Linked DNA regions of Homo sapiens: all the other regions are linked to region 4. Evidence: chromatin loops called from intact Hi-C (ENCODE). Cell type or tissue: mammary epithelial cell. All regions are shown on one strand.

Evidence for each region. A loop is a pair of places that touch in the nucleus more often than their neighbours do. Peaks named below come from ENCODE experiments on the same cell type or tissue, not always from the same donor. Only the 100,000 strongest peaks of a DNase experiment are listed, where the experiment ranks them.
Region 1: it touches region 4 in a loop (18-fold over the local background); 9 of 110 quality-filtered maps call a loop at or near these places.
Region 2: a loop joins it to region 4, with 12 times the contacts of the local background. A loop is called at or near these places in 13 of 110 quality-filtered maps.
Region 3: a loop joins it to region 4, with 9 times the contacts of the local background. A loop is called at or near these places in 77 of 110 quality-filtered maps.

What each region holds. Positions count from the first base shown.
Region 1 is chr3:185,975,301-185,980,300 of GRCh38, reverse strand. It overlaps the pseudogene NMRAL2P. Among named protein-coding and RNA genes, the nearest start is that of TRA2B, 40 kb to the right of the region's middle. In mammary epithelial cell, a CTCF peak has its summit at 2,703 (motif pointing left); no DNase peak of the experiment used is centred here.
Region 2 is chr3:185,897,989-185,902,988 of GRCh38, reverse strand. No RefSeq gene overlaps it. Among named protein-coding and RNA genes, the nearest start is that of TRA2B, 38 kb to the left of the region's middle. RefSeq lists an enhancer at 2,394-2,688. In mammary epithelial cell, no CTCF peak of the experiment used is centred here; a DNase peak (open chromatin) is centred at 2,578.
Region 3 is chr3:185,766,232-185,771,231 of GRCh38, reverse strand. All of the region lies in intron 2 of IGF2BP2 (insulin like growth factor 2 mRNA binding protein 2), which reads left to right. MIR548AQ (microRNA 548aq) reads left to right here and starts at 3,328; the gene lies at 3,328-3,385. RefSeq lists enhancers at 925-1,425, 1,426-1,926. In mammary epithelial cell, a CTCF peak has its summit at 2,551 (motif pointing right); no DNase peak of the experiment used is centred here; H3K27ac peaks cover 1,660 bases.
Region 4 is chr3:185,657,544-185,662,543 of GRCh38, reverse strand. It overlaps IGF2BP2 (insulin like growth factor 2 mRNA binding protein 2), which reads left to right. Exons shown (of 16, transcript NM_006548.6): 11 at 4,135-4,203. Among named protein-coding and RNA genes, the nearest start is that of IGF2BP2-AS1, 53 kb to the left of the region's middle. In mammary epithelial cell, a CTCF peak has its summit at 1,934 (motif pointing left); DNase peaks (open chromatin) are centred at 1,933 and 3,783; H3K27ac peaks cover 3,707 bases.

The DNA.
Region 1 (5,000 bases), 320 kb before region 4:
AACACCATGTTCCCCAGAAAATTCTCTACAAAGATGTTCATTTTTTTAAGTTAAAAGTACTTAAAAGTTCACTGGGAATTTTGCAATGCAGTTGAGAAAACTGGAGCTGCCTAGGGGAATTTCAGCATTAGGGCTTGAAATTACTCACCCAGGAGAAATCCCAGTATAATCTGCCCTCCCATTAGTGGTAGGAGAGAAGCTCCAAGTTCCGAGGCTTCTCATTTTACCAAACAGGTGTACCACCCTTATCACTAACTAGCAAGTTAAATGTGAATCAAATTACCGTGTTCTATCACCAATGCAGTGCTTCCTACTGAAGAGGCGACCGCAGGAAATCCTTCGGTGTTGCAAACAATTGCATTCCAGCATGTTCTGTCAACATGAATGTTGTGCCGTAAAGAGGAAAAGGATCAGAGAGGAAAGAGGCTGTGTGGTGCAGAGGCCTATCTGAACAGCTGATTTTCTACATGCCCTTGAAGGCTCCCTGGTTCTCTGAGATAAACTGGCTGAAGCTTTTGACTTTGGGATTTAGTTGGTGGGTGAGATTGACATCTCGGTCTGGCTTCATTTCATAGAAACGACACATATTGGCTATTTCCTTTGCTGCAGGGAATCCCAGCTTCTCGAAAGCTTCCGGGGTAATCTTTTAAGAACAAATAAGAAGACAGAAAATGTTATAGCCCATACTTAAAATAGTTTGAAATGACATTATTCACCTTAATGATGACACAGGTCCATAATTCTTTTTTTTTTTTTTTTAAGACAGTGTCTCACTCTGTCACTCAGACTGGAGTGCAGTGGTGCGATCTCGGCTCACTGCAACCTCTGCCCTCCGAGTTCAAGTAATTCTCCTGCCTCAGCCTCCTGAGTAGCTGGGATTACAGGCACCCGCCACCACGCCCGACTAATTTTGTGTATTTTTGGTAGAGATGGGGTTTCGCCATGTTGGCCAGCCTGGTCTCAAACTCCTGACCTCAGGTGATCTGCCCGCCTCTGCCTCCCAAAGTGCTGGGGTTACAGGTGTGAGCCACAGCACCCAGCCAGGTCCACAATTCTTTAGCCTAACTCCAAAATCCAAGAGACTCTAAAGTTTTTTTTCCCCCATAAGCCATTTGGCAGCAAACTGACCTTTTTGAACTAAATTAGTGGCAAACCTGATCTAACTATGTGAAGCTATTTATGGTCTTTAATCATACCATTTAGTGGAAACATTCAAATATTTGCCTGCAGAGATATAGATGTGTTTGATTACAGGTTCCTGCTCCAGCCCGTGCTGGTGATGTTATATATGTAGACAATAACCTATCTAAAAGCCGAAAGATTCCTAAAGCTGAATTGTTTCTGGCCCCAAGCCTTTTGGGTAAGGTACTGTAGATCTGTACCAGCCTTCATGTGAATAGCACCTCACAGTGCTCTTGCCTATACTTCCTCTTCGTATTCCCCCACCAGCCCTCTGAAACCGTCCACCCACCTGGGCCTCCATGCGGCATCAAGATCCCCCCTCTCTGGCACCAGGCTCTCCTTCTCACCTGGCTGATGGCCCATCCATCCTCGCTCCCTTTCTTGGTTAGAGGTCTGTATTTTACCTCCAATTGCCCCAGCCTTTGCCAAGGCCAGGCCCAAGCAGAAATGGAGCCCATCCCACGCCAACTGAGCTGCCTTCTGTCACCTTCCATAAAATCCACTCCTTGAATCCTTTCTAACACTAACTAGATCCATAATTCCCCCTACTGAATTAGCTAAAAATCATTTCTATTGGATCCAGTATAATCTGTCTTTAGCCCTCAGAGATAAACTCTGACTTTGCAATTTTACTTGGCCTTTAAAAAAGGTGACAGACACAAACAACTTAGGCAAAACAATGATTGTCACATGCATTCATAATAATGAGAAAATTAAGAACAACCTACATGGCCAACAATACAGAAATGGTAGAATTAATTGTGGTACATCTACTCTCAGAACATAATGCAGTTTAATGTTTTTGGAGAAGTTTAACAAAATAGAAAAATTCTCATAACATTAACTGAAAAGGCCAGAAACAAAATGGTACATTTAGTGTTATTTTAACTGTGTTAAATATATGCATATGTATATATATGTGTGTATATATGTATACATTTAATACAATAATACAATTTAATAATTGTATTAAATATATACATATATACACATACTTATATATACATATACATATGTATATATTTAATACAATAAATATATATAAGTATATACAGTATATACATATATAGATACTTATATATACTGGAAAAAGACAAGACAATCTGTCAAATCTTAACAGTAGCTATCTCTGAGAGATTGAACTACGTGTGATTTGTATTTTCTTTTTCATAATTTTCCGAGTTTTCTTCAATAAGCAGTTGCTATTTTTGAAATCAGAAAAACGTTGAAAATTTGAAGTGAGTTTGGAAATAGAAGTCTATGTGAGAAGCATGGAAGATTCTTTCATGTCTGTCTCCTTGAGTCACTCTTTCATCCATAACTTTGATACCACATGTACTTCAGTAAAATAAGGGATTCTTTTACTGCAGATTTTTGAAGGAAAGAGGTCTGTTCTGTTATGTCTCACTTTCTGAGAAAACCATCTTCCTTTGGGGGTTAGACAGTTTCAACTAGACATTTCACACCCACTTGAGGAGGTAGGAGGAAGTCAGACCGTGAGGGCTGGAGCGCCACCTTGTGGCCAGATGCACCCTTCCCCGGAATTGTCAGACCATTCTACAGAAGTTCCAGCCTCTGATGCCCTACAGTCTGTGGTGCCAGAGGAGCTTCAGCTGCATTATAAAACAATTTGTATACCAAGAAGTGTCAGGGACCAAGTATATGACTAATAGATGCTTGGAAGGTTCTGAGCAATTCAGAACAATGTCTACTGCATCCTCTAAGAATCAATACACACACTCATCCCCTACACTCACGCTCTCTCTTTCTCTCCTTCCTTACAGAGTTCAAAACCACAAGACAAAATGAACATATGACCCAAATGCAAATGGCCTGGGAGAAGGGTCACTGAGAAGTGAATGTGTACTCAGGTGCAAGGAACCTTGCAGATCTTCTTGTGAGCCCATCTTTGAGTGGGTGGCTGCCTTCTTGGGTTCAGGAGTAACAATCTCTCCGAGAAATGTGTGTGTGGCTTCAATGAGATAACCAGATGTGGTTTTGTGGCTGGATTGACTCCCACACTGGTTTTCCAGAAAAAAAAAAATATCTCTTTGCCTCCTCACAACTTCAGTACCCGAGGCTGAATTGGGAATCTAGATATCCCCTCTAGAATCATTGGACCAAGAGCTGTTGATCCAAACAAGAACCAACTTTCTATCCCTAATTCTAGGAAATATTCTAGAACATATGTCAACAAACTATTTTTTTTTTTTTTGAGACGGAGTCTTGCCCTCTCGCCCAGGCTGGAGTGCAATGGCGCGATCTTGGCTCACTACAACCTCCACCTCCTGGGTTCAAATGATTTTCCTGCCTCAGCCTCCCCAGTAGCTGGGATTACAGGTGCCCACCACCATGCCCAGCTAATTTTTGTATTTTTAGTAGAGGCGGGGTTTCACCATGTTCGCCAGGCTGGTCTCAAACTCCTGACCTCGTGATCCACCCTCCTTGGCCTCCCAAAGTGCTGGGAAACAAACTTTTTTCTAAAGGCCTAGATATAAATATTGTAGGCTTTGTGGGCCATAAGTTCTCTGTTGGAACTACTCAACTCTATCATTGTACCCTGAAAACAACCTGTTTTCTTTTCCCTTCCTCTTGTCAATACCTGCTTGGGGAAATGGCTGGTGATGCCCAATATCACCAATTCTCACTCTTCTGTAAAAAGTCTGTCCTGGCCAGGCACAATTTCTTGGAGAAAATAACTTACCCCCAAGCCCAAGAAGGCAGCCCCCCACACAAGGAGGCCATTCCTGCATGATTTATAGCATGATCAGTTGCTGAGGGCTTACTAAATGCCAGACCCAGTGCCAAGCACCTGCTGTACAGATCTCATTTCATCCTCACAATGATCCCATGAAGGAGGTATAACAACTTTTTTTGGAACATATGAAGACACTGAGATGGAGAGAGGTTAAGTAAATTACCAAGGATAGAGGCAGAGCCAGAATTTGCCTCCTTCCCGTACTGCCTCTGGTTTGTCGTGTTTATTCCAGAATTAGCCAGGCCAGCCTTCTTGATGCCTCCTCTGTCTATACATGGTCATGTTCCCTCAAGGACCAACTCAAGCCCACGTCTTCCATGAAACCTTCTTCCACTGTTTTCTGGTCATCTATAGCACAGATAGTCTGAACAACACAATTAAGCACCTATAGTGTTATGTCTTATAATGATCATGGCGACTTGATGGGCATCAATATTTTTACTCCAACCTTGCTGCAAATTCCTTAAAGTAGCATTGGGTTCATAATAGAGACTCAATACATCTCTGCCATGTGCCAAACACTATGATAAGCCCTTTAAATATATTCTCTGTAACTTTCACAAGAACATCCAAAGTAGATACTATCATTCCCCACTTTGCAACTGAGGAAGCTGAGGCTCAATGAAGCTAAGTGTCTTGTTCCACATCAGCTAGCTCTGGACGACCGAAGTGGTCAGCAGCAAGGACTTATGAGAGGAGTTGGGATCATGTGTGTAAAAAGGCTGTATCTCAATCTTCACATTCTACGTTCTTTCCACTCAAAAGTAATTTTACTTTTACAAGTCAATTAACCCTAAGCCAAAGAAATAAAGCCATATGGGAGAGATTCCACTGCACCAATCGATGAAGATAGATTTATGGAACCACAATCCTTCTCAATTTCTTCTGAAAGTTTAAGTTCAATCCTGCCTAAATCCACAGAGAGTCTACCAAAATTTGTAAGTCAGTGGAATGTTAACCAAGGTGGCCTCTTGTGATCACATGGATGTCCCCTAAGAACTCACCTTTGCATCTCGGACTTCTTTCCCCAAAACCTTGGACAAAACATCAGCATATTGCT
Region 2 (5,000 bases), 240 kb before region 4:
GGCGACAAAGCGAGACTCCATCTCAAAAAAAAAAGAATACCCTATGCAACTTTTGAGGAATCTCCTAGATGATGTGCTTTGGCAAATAAGGAAAATGGAACTCTTTTTGTATTCAGAGACACTACTGAGAGGCTTTCACAGGTTTGAAGTAGTCAAAGAAAATTAGATACGTGCACATAAAAAATTTAAAAAATGAAAAAAAATTGGAATTCTAGGATATAAAACAATATTTGTAGGGAATAAGAAAGCCATTCATGGCTGGGTGCCGTAGCTCACACCTGTAATCCCAGCACTTTGGGAGGCCAAGGCAGGCAGATCACTTGCAGTCAGGAGATTGAGACCAGCCCGGCCAACATGGTGAAACCCCGTCTCTACTAAAAACACAAAAATTTGCCGGGTGTTGTGGCGGGCACCTGTAATCCCAGCTACTCGGGAGACTGAGCGGGGAAAATCGCTTAAACCCAGGAGAAGGAGGTTGCAATGAGCCAAGATCATGCCATTGCACTCCAGCCTGGGTGATAAAGCGAGACTCATTCTCAAAAAAAGAAAAAGAAGAAAAAAGGAAAGTCATTCATGCTATATTATAGTACGTGTCTCAAAAGTGAACAATATTGAGATGGTCAAAATAAGGTAAACACTTCCTATCAACTCTGAAAAGTATCATATCCCTAAATGGTGAAGCTGGGAGGAGGAAAACTGTGGGTGTATGAGAAAAGCATGTTCAGTCCTCAAGGAATTGATTTCACTGAAAAATATAGAAACTGATTATACTTGACTTGAAGTAGAATAAAAAATAAATGTGCAAAAAAAGTGTGTATGCAGTTGTGTGTGCGTGTGTCCTAATATTGGCATGCTTTTTGTACTTTTTCTGCATTAAATTTTTGCTTTCAAAGGGGTTAGTTAATGCTTCTGAATTTCATGTGGTCTGGGAACTCTGAAAACAGGCTCCTCTGTTTGATGTCCCTCTTCTTTCTTTCTTTTTTTAATTTTTTTATTTTTTTTATTTTTTGAGACAGAATTTTGCTCTTGTCGCCCAGGCTGGAGTACAATGGCGCCATCTCGGCTCACTGCAATCTCCACCTCCTGGGTTCAAGCGATTCTCCTGCTTCAGCCTCCAGAGTAGCTGGGATTACAGGAGCCCGCCACCACGCCCAGCTAATTTTTTGTATTTTTAGCAGAGACAGGGTTTCAATATGTTGGTCAGGCTGGTCTTGAACTCCTGACCTCTGGTGATCCACTCACTTCAGCCTCCCAAAGTGCTGGGATTACAGGCGTGAGCCACCATGCCTGGCCACAGTCCCTCTTATTTCTACTGAGAACTTTACATGGCTCAGCTGTGTGGCCTTTCAGGAAATTTAACTATACTGATCAAACTATACAGATCAAAACTGACCTGTCAGGAAATCAAGAAATGGACAGAGGAGCGGTTTGTTATAGCTCAAAATAGCATGGAAAAGAAAATGAAGCTCTACTTAGAATAAGCAAAGGATATGAGAAAATAAAACTCATTCTGAAGGATCCGGCTGTGTTTATGAGCTGCAGTCTTGCTAGTGATTTAAGAGATAGGCTTGTTCTGGAGGATTTACATTAGCAAAAGTTGCAAACCTGAAGTGTAGGATTGTAGATTTAAAAAGAAAATACAAATTTCATGCTGTATACACAGCAGTTCTATGAACAAAGTGGGTTTGTTGTTGTTGTTGTTGTTTTGTTTTTGTTTTCTTTTTGAGATGGAGTCTCGCTCTGTCTCCCAGGCTGGAGTGCAGTGGCACAATATTGGCTCACTGCAACCTCCGCCTCCCGGGTTCAAGCAATTCTCCTGCCTCAGCCTCCTGAGTAGCTGGGATTACAGGCATTCGCCATGTCGCCTGGCTAATTTTTGTATTTTTGGTAGAGTCGGGGTTTTGCCATGTTGGCCAGGCCGGTCCCAAACGCCTGACTTCAAGTGATCGGCCACCTCGGCCTCCCAAAGTGCTGGGATTACAGGTGTGAGACACCGTTCCTGGTCTGAACAGTGTTTCTATCGTTTTAAATTTGGTAAGGCCGGGTGCAGTGGCTCACGCCTGTAATCCCAGCACCCTGGGAGGCCGAGGCGGGCAGATCACCTGAGGTCGGAAGTTAGATACCAGCCTGACCAACATGGAGAAACCCCGTCTACTAAAAATACAAAATTAGCTGAGTGTGGTGGCGGGCACCTGTAATCCCAGCTACTCGGGAGGCTGAAGCAGGAGACTCGCTTGAACCTGGGAGGTGGAGGTTGCAGTGAGCCGGGATCACGCCATTGCACTCCAGCCTGGGCGACAAGAGTGAAACTCCATCTCAAAATAATAATAATAATAAAATAAAAAACGAGGCTCGCTGGAAAGGAATTACAGATGTTTCTGACCCTTGTTAAGGGATTAATCAGATTTACAGAGTTAATGGTGCAGTCTGGATCTGAGGGCTGGAATCAATTTCCCTGAGACACTCACTTCCATCCAGCAGAAAGTAGGAGGGTGTCCAGTGAGTCACTCCCTGACCGGAAACTGCTGACACCAGGCACCAGCAGGTTGCTGACTCAGGCCAAGGGGAGCTCCAAGCCCTCATCACCCTCAGTGCATGAATCTTCACAGCAGCCATTGGAGCAGGGCCAGGCTTACAAATGGCCTTTCATGCCACTTACCAAGAGTGAGTGTTCACTAATTTTTCTGCCCCAGGCAGAGGAATAAATGACAGTGACTTTCTTGGCATTCTCTCCTGAGAGAAGTACAGTGAGTTCAAAATGTAGAGAGTCAGGTAAACTTTGCATTTCTGTACAGGTCCAAGTCTAGAAGTTGTGCAAATATAATCACATGTGTGGGTTTGCCTATTTATTATCACATCATTGAAAACAGCTAGATGAATGAAACATTTATGTGTGAAGTTTAAAGACAGGGAAAACAATACCATATTTGTGGAGACACCTACATATGAAGTAAGGTGATAAAAACAAGCATGAGGATAGTAAATGCAAAGAGAGGCATATATACGGAGCTTCTGCTTGTATTTGTATTGCTTTATTTTGTAGTCTGAGTGATAATGATAAGGGTGTTTCCCATTATTCTGTATACTCTTGTGTGTGCTTATATTTAATATTTAATAATATTTAAACATTTAATACTTTTTTGTCTCAAAAAGTATTTTACCTTTTTCTGAGCTTTATTGGAGTATAATTTACATGCATGGCTGGGCGTGGTGGCTCACACCTGTAATCCCAACACTTTGGGAGGCCAAGGCGGGTGGATCACATGAGGTCAGGAGTTTGAGACCAGCCTGGCCAACATGGTGAAACCCTGTCTCTACTAAAAATACAAAAATTAGCCGGATGTTAAATTAGCCAGATGTGGTGATGCGCACCTGTAATCCCAGCTACTCAAGAGGCTGAGCATGAAAATCGCTTGAATCTGGGAGGCAGAGGTTGCAATGAGCCGAGATTGCGCCACTGCACTCTAGCCTATGTGACAGAGCAAGATTTCACCTCAAAAAATAAATAAATAAATAAATAAAATAAAATAAACATCTACATGCAAAAAAAGTACCCTTATTACACAATTCAATGAGTTCTGACAAGTGTATAGTCACATAACTACCTCTGAAACTCATGATTTAGAATATTTTCATCACTCTCCAAAATTAAAAATATGAAAGCTGAAAGGCAAGTATTTACACTTCAAGCCATGACAGAAACTGATACTCAACCAGCTCTCCCTCAGTAAACAGCTATAAAGCTGGACAAAATACATGAAATAACTGTTGTACCTCAGGCAACACAGCACCATGATTCTTCAGCAAAGGGAACAAACAAAACGAGCCCGCATGCCATGGCTTTCTCTCTGGAGCCAATTTCTGGACTGTGGTGTCTGAGGGGTAGCCCAACCAGAGGACAAAAGTCTCCCTGACTTAAGAACACGGAAATCAGAGTTCAGGACTACCTTGTGTCTGGAATGTGTAGGGCAGATTACCAAAGAGAAAGAACCAATGCCAAGGAGGACCTCCAAAAATCTGCGTCGGGACCCTGTTGAGTCTTCGTCTAAATACTAAACTATGCATGCACAGAACAAGTCTCCAAGAGGCTGGGCAATGAACAATTACCAGAGAAATAACAACTATCATTTAGCTGAGAGCTAAATAACTACCGAATCTCATACAGGTCTGAAAGATGTTCAAGTTTCAACCAGCCAGAGTGGAAATACTTTATAAAAAATGAGACCACAGCAGACATCTCAGAAAGACCCCATCTTAGGAGAAAGACTAATCTAGCCCTAGAGTTAAAGGTTTCTCTAGACCCACCCTAACAAAGCTAAAAAATAAGTTTCAAAAGTATTAAGCTAATTCCCAAGTAAATTAAGTCCCTGAAAAAGAAAATCTAAAAATCTATCAAGGAAGTTAAAAAAAATTTGGACACTCAACAATTTAGCATCCATAATGTCTAGCATATAATTTAAAAATTACTAGATACAGAAAGAAGCAGGAAAGTATGATCTATAATGAGGAAGAAAGTTAGTAAATAGAAATACACCCCAACATGATGGAAATGATGTTATTATCAACAAGGACTTTAAACCTGCATTATAAACACATTAAACTATTTTAAGGAAAAGATGAACACAATGAGAGAACAATTGGGAAATGTCAATAGAAAGACGGAAAATGCAGAAAAGAATCAAACAAAAATTTTAGAATCTAAAAATAAAATATACGAATGAAAAATTTAAGTGGATAGGTTTGTTGTTGTTGTTTGTTTGAGACGGAGTCTTGCTGCTCTGTCACCCAGGCTGGAGTGTAGTGGCATGATCTTGGCTCACTGCAACCTCTGCCTCCCGGGTTCAAGCGATTCTCGTGCCTCAGCCTCCCAAATAGCTGGGCCTACAGGTGTGCATCACCATGCCCAGCTAATTTTTAGTATTTTTAGTAAAGACGGGGTTTCGCCATGATGGCCAGGCTGGTCTCAAACTCCTGGCCTCAAGTGATGCACCCAGCTTGCC
Region 3 (5,000 bases), 110 kb before region 4:
CTGGCCTCAAGTGATCGGCCCAACTCGCCCTCCCAAAGTGCTGAGGTTACAGGCGTGAGCCACCATGCCTGGCCCATTTAGGCTCTTTTCAAGTTTTGTAGGCCTCCTTGTCCCTCTTCTAGTCTTAGGCTTGTTTACTTTTTAAGTTCTGTGACTGTTCTTTGGATTTTTAAAAGCCGTTTGCTGGGTGCCATGGCTCATGCCTATAATTTCAGCATTTTGGGTAGCCAAGGTGGGAAGATTGCTTGAGGCCAAGAGTTCAAGACCAGTCTGGGCAACATAGTGAGTCTCCCTCTCTACCAAAAAAGGATAAATTAGCCAGATGTGGTCATGCACATCTGTAGTCCTAGCTGCTAGAGAGGCTGAGGTGGGAGGATTACTTCAGCCCAGGAGTTTGAAGCTGCAGTGAGCTATAATTGTGCCACTGCACTCCAGCCTGGGCAACAGTGAGACCCTGTCTCTAACTAAAAGACAAATAGAACAGAAACCTTTCCACAAGATCATCTATTACAGTCTCTTTGTGCTGCTCTGACTGTGACTGCCTAGAGGGGCTCCTCCTCTCATAATTTGTATGTGCTGGTAATTAAGGCACCTCCACCTTGGGTGTCACAGGTGCTATGGGAAACATAACAGACTCTGGGTGAGTCTTGAGTCTGTTACCAATTTTCCAGATTACACAGGCAAGCCATTTAACTTCTCAGTCTTTTTAAAATCTGGTGCCTTGGAATAAAGGCCTATGGGGTCATAACCAAAGGAGCAAATAAGATGCTTGTGAAAATACTTTCCAATGTATAAAATCCTTTTTAAATATAACCCACTACTCTTTCTCACTCTGACATGGTGAATCTCTGTTCGTTGGTTTTGCTTTTCCTATCACATCCCATTTTCCTTGAGAGAACTGGAGTTTCCCGTAAATCACCAGATATGCTCCCTCGGGTTGGCCGGTCCTGCTCGACCAGTCCTGAGTCCTAACTATGTGGTGTGCTATGACAGAGCAAGGGTAGAGACTTCATTTTTCTGATGTAAATTACACGCCCGCCACCACATCCCTTCTTATGAGACGTAGATTCTGTTGACATAGGAGCCTAAGAGAGAGACCATCCCCCAGTTCTGCTTCCTTGAGGACATAGAGAGAAGGCTCAGGATTCGTTTCCCTTCCAGGGGTTCCCAGATCTTATTGGGTTTGTGTGGGCCTCTGGTCCCCAGGGGCCGAACTTTGGGAAGAGGGATACAGTGGCTGCTGCTATAGGCAGTTGGCACTTCTTTAGAGATAAAATGTGAAAAGATGGTTTGTGGATTTTGCCTAATAGATAGTAAGCATGACAGAAACACAGACCTCTTGGTTCATGTGGTTTTGTGACTGAGATGAAATTGTTTCTTTTTTTTTTTTTTTTTTTTTTTGGAGACAGGGTCTCATTCTATCATCCAGGCGGGAGTGCAGTGGCAGTGACCACAGTTCACTGCAGCATTGACCTCCTGGGCTCAATCGATCCTTCCACCTCAGCCTCCTGAGTAGCTGGGACCACAGGTGTGCATCACCATTAATTAAAATTTTTTGTAGAAATAGGATCTTGGTATGTTGCCCAGGATGGTCTTGAACTCCTGGGCTCAAGCTATCCTTCTGCCTCAAACCTCCAAAAGTGTTGGGATTACAAGCGTGAGCCACCGTGCCAGGCCATTTCTAATCTTTGGAGACCATGATTTCTCTGTCTGTAAAATGCACTTGAGAGCAAATTGAAGAGTGGCCTTTGAGCTGAATACCTTTACTTGGTTATGGCATTCACTATTTAAGAGTTACAGGTTCTTCTGAGTGTTTGCTGTCTCTTTATAACTTCCGTTTTAAACAATAGATTCACCTTTTTTTTAAAAAAAATTTGGAGACAGGGTGTCATTCTGTCTCTTAGGCTGGAGTGCAGTGGCATGATCATGGATGTCTCATTGCAACCTCAAACTCGAGGGGCCAAGTCCTCCTTCCACCTCAACTCCTTGGCCTAATCCATCCTCCCATCCTCCTCAGCCTCCCCATGCTCAGCTAATTTTTAAAAATTTTTATAGAGGTGGGGGTTTTGCTGTGTTGCCCAGGCTGATCTCAAATGCCTGGCCTCAAGTGATTCTCCCACCTTGGTCTCTCAAAATGTTGGGATTACAGGCGTGGACCACCGCGCCCCGCCCAGGTTCAACCTTTTTTTTGTTTTGATTTGTTTTGAGACGGAGTCTCACTCTGTCGCCCAGGCTGGAGTGCAGTGGCGTAATCTCAGCTCACTGCAATCTCCACCTCCCAGGTTCAAGCAATTCTCCTGTCTCAGCCTCCTGAGTAGCTGGGACTACAGGCGCATGCCACCACATCTGGCTAATTTCTGTATTTTTAGAAGAGATGGAGTTTCACCATATTGGTCAGGCTAGTCTCCCTGACCTCAGGTGATCCACCCGCCTCAGCCTCCCAAAGTGCTGGGATGACAGGCGTAAAAGCCACCACGCCTGGCTTAGATTCAACCTTTTAAAGGTGCTTATTGATCTATCAGAAGCTTCAAAGTGAAAGCATGATACTCCACCACTAGAGGGCAGTGCTGTCCTAGTCACATGATCTGAATCTACAAATTGCTGAATTTGAAGCTTCCTTCAGTCCTCCACAGAATTAGACAGAAAATTTATATCATTTTTATATGTATTAAGTATATACATATTCAAAATATAATTTAAATATTTAAGTAGTATTAAAGGACCTTTTAAAAATACTTAGATTGACTTAAAAGGGTTAACATGCAGTTCTTTATCATTATCATATTCTTTACCAAGTTAAACTGAATCCCACAGAAAAAAATCTATCCTGAAGGTTTGTAGTTCATCATCAGCCCTCGGGTTAGCTCAGCATCGTGACACCTCTAACTACATACTCATGTCGCCCAGGTTCTTCACTGTTTCACTTACAGGGATGCCATGCATCTGGCTGAGGATGTTTTAATTAACAATAGAGATACTCTTGGGAAAGTTCTCAACTTTCCTTTTTCCTTTTTCTGTAGGAGGTAAAGAGCTAAATAAATGTTTATATAGTGTCATGATGCCACTAAGAAAATAACAGCCCCTTTGTCTCTTTTCCCTCAATCATAAGGAAGTTATGACCTGAATAGAAAGACAAAGCAGTACCCTTCTGTGTTTTTCTCAAGTGAGAACATTTTTTTCTTTTGCATAAAGTCACAAAAGTGTATATAAGGGCTGAGGATCTGGTAATTGTCCACATTTCAGATTTTTTTAAGGAAATATTCCTAGAAGTATAATTGGATTAAAGAGTAATATAAGGATTAAGACACTTGCTATTTAGGTTGGTGTGAAAGTAATTGCTGTTTTTGCCATTACTTTCAGTGGCAAAAACTGCAATTACTTTTGCATTAACCTAAAATAATCATTGCCAATGCTTTCCAAAATGGCTGCACTAAAATATATCCCCTGAACAGTACATGAAATCATTTTCAACCCTAATACATTCCATAATTTCACCCAACATATTCCAGAATTGTATTCCTCATTTCAGCAGCCTTATTTTAAAATATTTTATAATTATAAACTTTTTTTTCCAAGTAGAAGGTATGTTGATCAATATTTCCCCAAATATATTACTGTACTGGTAAGACATATTAAAAAATGGTTCAGTGGTCAAATACATTTTTCAAATGTTGTATACTTGTCCCTTTCTTGGAGATTTGTGAAGCACACATGCATTTTAAGGCTCTGAGAAGTCCTGTAGTAAAGAAATCTGTTTAACTTGATGTTTTATAATTTATTTACATAACTACAGAATCCTTTAACATCTTATGGAAATGGGATTGGATTTTAGAAGATAGTAATGATGGTGGGAAGTTGTTCTGGAAGGTTTTAGGAAACACTGTAGTATTATAAGGATTTCTTCTGAACTTGTGTTGGTCTCTGGTCATCGTTGTGGAGAACAGAATCCACAGAGTAGCTAGATTAAGCACAAAAGAATGCATTGAGGTATATAGATAGATCACAGAATTGTCGGACAGGCTGAAGAAACAGGCTGCAGGTGGAGCTTCTTGATAGTCTGCAGAACTGGTCTGCCAAGAGAGCTGTTGCCTATGCCACCATCGAGAAGCTTCTCCCACAACTGCCTCTGCCAGATTGGGAAGCCACTGGGTCCACAGTTGTGTGTCTCTATCCTAGCAGGAAGTGGGGCTGGGCAGTTTGTTTTCAGTCCTATTTTAGGAAGGAGGGACTTTACACTAAGGTGAACTATCAAATGTGGAGAGAATGTCTAAAAGACGGCAGCTACAATTAGCAGGCATCCAAGAAGACAGCTGTGTGTTGTGAACACCTTGGGATATAGGTCAGAAAACTGGGGTGTAGCCCTGGCCTTGCCTCTTAACTGCTGCATGACCTTGGGCAAGTCCACTTTCAAACTTGCGATCTCATCTCTAAACAGGATATAACTCACTGACTTGGAGTGAAGATAAAATGAAAGTAATAGGTGTGAATATACCAGGGAAAACTATAAAGTATTAAATGAAATCAGTAAAAAGTATTTTTCACAACCCAGGTTTGTCTCTAGACCAGGGGTTGGCAAACTTTTTCTGTAAAGCACTAGCTAGTAAATATTTTTGGCTTGTTAGATGATACTATCCCTTTAGTACCTATTCAACTCTGCAAGAGCAGCCATAGACAATATGTAAATGGATGAGCATGGCTGTGTTCCAATAAAACTTTATTTATGGACACTGAGATTTGAATTTTGTATAATTTTCACATGTCACGGAATATTCTTTTTATTTTTTTTCCAACCATTTAAAAAAAGGGAAAAACATTCTTAGCTTGTAGACTATACAAAAACAGGTGGCTGGCTGGATTTGACCTATCAACCGTAGTTTGTTGGTCCACGTTCTAGATCATTATACTTAAAATATTTTAAAATGTATTTAAATTTAAATTTAAAATATTTTAAATTGTTTTGCCTTAATGTAGTGGCAAATAAATTTGGGGCTTTGATGATA
Region 4 (5,000 bases):
GTATGGGAAGGGGAAATAGTATGCTCTGATAAGACACTTTTTTTTTTTTTGTCTTTTTTTCTTTTTGAGATGGAGTCTCACTCTGTCACCCAGGCTGGAGTGCAGTGGCATGATCTCGGCTCACTGCAACCTCCGCCTCCCGGGTTCAAGCAGTTCCCCTGCCTCAGCCTCCCAAGTAGCTGGAACTACAGATGTGCACCACCATGCCTGGCTAATTTTTGTATTTTGGGTAGAAGTGGGGTTTCACCATGTTGGCCAGGCTGGTCTTGAACTCCTGACCTCAAGCGATCTGCCTACCTCGGCCTCCCAAAGTGCTGGGATTACAGGCTTGAGCCACCACGTCTGGCCAGACCTTTCATTATACATAAGCACTCATTTATCACTAATTAATTTAGCTCATCCAGTGCCCAGTGATCTTTCATTCCTGTGACCTCACTGAATGCCACATAGCACCCGTCAAGGGCGTCTGTCCTGCTGAGTGTCAAGTCTGTAGCCCACTGGTGCTGCCTCCCCCGCCACATCCTGCTAACCCTCATTCACATTCACCACACTGCCCTCCTTTCTGTTTTCCAGTAGGCCAACCCCTTTTCTAGCTCTGGACCTCCTAGAACCCTGCTTAGAATGCTCCGTCCCAGTGCCTTTTCTGGGGCTCCATCTCCTCCCTGGGTCTTGACTGCAGCAGTCTTTTCCAGACCACTCACCTCCACACCTGCTCCTTGCCTGTTCTTGTTCATTTCTTTCACAGTACTTGAAGTTCTCTTTTGTGCCTGCCTCCCCGGTAGAACACAAGCTCCATGCTGACAGTGACCATTACTGTCTTAATAACTGTGTCCCCAGCACCCGGGACCCGGGTCAATGCCTCCCACAGAGTAGGTGCTCAGATGCCTTTTTTTTTTTTTTTTTTTTTTGAGACAGTCTTGTTCTGTCACCCAGGCTGGAGTGCAGTGGCATGATCTCGGCTCACTGAAACCTCTTGTCTCCCGGGTTCAAGCGATTCTCCCACCTCAGCCTCCTGAATAGCTGGAATTGCAGGTGTCCACCACCACGCCCGGCTAATTTTTGTATTTTTGCTAGCGATGGGGTTTCGCCATGTTGGACAGGCTGGTCTTGAACTGCTGACCTCAAATAATCCGCCTGCCTCAGCCTCCCAAAGTGCTAGGATTACAGGCATGAGCCACCGTGCCCAGCCTCAAATGCCTTTTGAATGAATGAATGAACAAACCCTCACAACAGTACTATAAGAACTAGATATTATTTGAGTCTGTTTGTGGATAAGGCTCAGAAAGATTAAATAATTTTTTCCAACTTGTAGAGGTAGTGATTCAGAGACTCAGATCTTCTGACACCAGAAACTAACTTCTATATACAGGGGCTAATGGCAGAGCCTCCGCTAGAAACAAGCTCCTGATTGCAAGTTCAAGATTCTTTCCCTGTGACAATTTTTCAGCTGTTACTCATGAATAAAAGAGAATTTGTCCTTTTTATCCTTTGACAGCTAATTTTAAAAATCTCTTTCTTACCCTGAGTTCCTAGGAAGTCTAAATTTGATAGTATTTATGTGAGAAGTATTTGAACCCAGAATAGGAGCCACACTGTGGCTTGTCTATTCCCGGCCTCACATGAGTTTTGTAAGGAAATGGCAAATCATAGTTCAAAGGAATTATTTCTGCCATGAGACCTGAAGGAACGATTCTTCAGGCGGGAGGAGGGCTGAAGTGCTCTTTTCCCAGACTAGAGTTTTGTGCAGAAGAGTTGCATGAATTCTCCCCCAGCTCTTCATGGCCCAGGACACGGACCTGCAGAGAAAGCTCTGGAGCTGATGTTCTTTCCAGGGGGTCCTTAGAAGCAGAGCCAAGAGAGAGAAACTGCTTCACCCACCTTCCTGCAAAACTTGAGCTTGCCAAGAGACTGCTGATCTCATAGCGCCCTCTTGTGGGCATGAGGGGCTGCTGCAGCCCCTTTCCAAGTCAAAGCAAGGCTCTCACTACAGCCGTGTTAAGTGGAGCTCTGTCGCCGGCAGGCGTGGCTGGTAACCTACAGCAGCCCTGGAGCAGCTCCTCAAGTTGTTCACATCTCTGCCTTCTCATTCCAAGCTCAAAAAGGGCAACGGTTTCATTTTGTCCCTAATGGGTCATAAGGCAAAATCCTAACCTTCAGGAGATTCGGGGGATGGAGGGCATTGCCTGTCACTGTGAGATTTGCTCAGGGATCCTCAAGTGAAAGCTGGGTCACCAGACTCCAAACCTCAGCCACGTCTGACCACTGTTGGAATCGTCTTCCTGGAGGACTATCTTGCAGGGTGGGCCTGTGGGAATTGGTTCCATGGTGCCCAGAGCTGTTCACTTCCTTTCCTGGAACAGCAATGTCAGTGTTGACCCAGCCTTGTGTAAAGCACAGCTAGCAATTCTGCTGACTCAGGTCAGCGTTCTGCCTGTAAGAATATATCAGACCGGGCGCGGTGGTTCACGCCTGTAACCTCAGCACTTTAAAGGGAGGCTGAGGCGGGTGGATCACTTGAGGTCAGGAGTTCAAGACCAGCCTTACCAACATGGTGAAACCCTGTCTCTACTAACAATACAAAATTAGCTGAGCTTGGTGGCACATGCCTGTAATCCCAGCTATTTGGGAGGCTGAGGCAGGAGAATCGCTTGAACCCGGGAGGTGGAGGATGCAGTGAGCCGAGATTGCGCCACTGCACTCCAGCCTAGTCAACGAGTGAAACACCATCTCAAAAAAAAAAAAGTATCAAATCAGACATAGTTCCTTCTCATAGGACTGTTGTGAGGATTAAAAGAGTTTATGAATAGACACAAAATATCTATGTTAGTATCTAGTACACAGTACCTATTCAGTAAAAAGCAGCTACTTGGCAGGGTGCAGTGGCTCACACTTATAATCATATCACTTTGGGAGGCTAAGGCGGGTAGATCACCTGAGGTCAGGAGTACGAGACCAGCCTGGCCAACATGGTGAAACCCCATCTCTACTAAAAATACAAAAAATTAACCAGGCGTGGTGGGGGGTGCCTGTAATCCCAGCCACTTGGGAGGCTGAGGCAGGAGAATCGCTTGAACCTGCGGGGGCGGAGGTTGCAGTGAGCCGAGATCGCGCCACTTCACTCCAGCCTGGGCGAAAGAGTGAAATGCCGTCTCAAAAATAAAGAAATAAAATAAAAGCAGCTACTTTCTAAATTTCTATTTTCTTAATAGCTCTACTTTTTTTCTGTCCATATCTGCCCTCCTGTTCCCTGCTCCTCTCTCTCCACATTCATTTTCTTTCTCTCCTCTCTCAGTCACTCTCTCTCTTTTTTTTTTCTTATGGAGACAGGGCCTTGCTCTGTCGCCCAGGCATAGCACCAGTGCAGTGGTGCAATCATAGCTCACTGCAGCCTCAAATTCCTAGGCTCAAGTGATCCTCCCACTTCAGCCTCCTGAGTAACTGGGACCAGAGTGCACACTACCACACCCAGCTAATTTTTTATTTTTATTTTTTATACAGATGGGATCTCTCTGTGTCACCCAGGCTAGTCTCAAGTTCCTGAACCCAAGTGATCCTCCCATTTCAGATTCCCAAAGCTCAGTCTCCTTTGACATTTCTCCCTTCTCAGGATTCTTTCCATTCCTTCTAGAATTCTCTGATGGAGCTGACTGATCTATCTGCCCAGGAACACATTTGCTTGTTCTGAATAACTCTTGGGTATTGTCCAGCACACTCTGTTCTTTTTCATCTACGACTCATCATTCTCCAGAAAACGGAAGGCACTGGCCCCGCCTCTCCACCCGAGGGCAGGTTAAGAGTGTATGGGTGCAAGTGCCAGTGGGTGTATGTGTGTATGTGTGTGTTCACACCCATGGTATGTTCCTAGGACGCCTCAGGCATGACTCAGCTTAGAAATGATGAACATTTAGCCCAGAGAGCTACTGCAACCAGGGGACATCTTGCCAAGCATTCCGTGGTCTGAGTGGGAGAAGTGGAGCAGAGATCTGAGACACAGAGGGACAGGCGTGTAGACACGACAGTGGAGCCAGCTGATGCCACAGAGAGCCTGTGTCGCATGTTGGGAATCTGGCCTCCCTGAGGCCAGTGACAGTCCCTGAGAGCACCCGCCCACTGACTCTTTCTCTCATGCTGCAGACCCACTCCGGATACTTCTCCAGCCTGTACCCCCATCACCAGTTTGGCCCGTTCCCGCATCATCACTCTGTAAGTGCCCCCTCAGTTCAGCCGCACCTGCCACTTCTCCTGGGGCTAGGCCCACTTGGCCCTTGGTGGCCAGTGAATGTTCACAATGCAGATCTTGTCTCCTGTGGTTCTGGTTTGTCCTGGGAGTGACACACCTCAAAGCCTGAGCACGCCAAACTCCCCAGCACCCGAGTGCTCTTGAGGTTCTGCAGAGGCCTAGGCCGTTGCTGTTGCACCTGTGGATGCTCGCACACCTCACAGGTCGCAGGAACTGCTGCAGATGGGCAAGCAGAAGGCCAGATGAGCACGTGCTGTTGGCACTGAATAGCAGAGTTTCCAAAGATCTTTGAACAAAGTCTAGCAAATGAGAATGTCATTTGCACAGACCCCACTTGCAAGGACCCCTGGCAGCCTTGCCCAAGAGCCTCTGCCTTTTGTCACAGGGTCCCAGGAGGGATGGTTCACCCCATCTTCCTGGAGCCAGTCACCGTGCAGCTGGGTCAGGTCAAGTTTAGTTGTGAAAATGCTTCTCCGGATACCAGATGTGTTGGGCAGCTTTCCATTCCCTCTAACAGAATGCCTTGGGGCCGTCTTCAGGCCAGGTATGTTTAATAGCTGTTTTCATTTCTTGGGTGAAGACACAGGAGAGATACAGATCACATTTGTATAAGACAGAAAACCTGCGATCAGACAGCTTTTGGAATCCAACAAATTGAGAAGCTCAAGAGGAGGATGCCCTTGATTATCACTAGCGCTGCCTGTGCTCAGGTCCCTTCCTCAGGCTTCACACCTGCAGAGCCGCAGGCCGCAGAAGGATC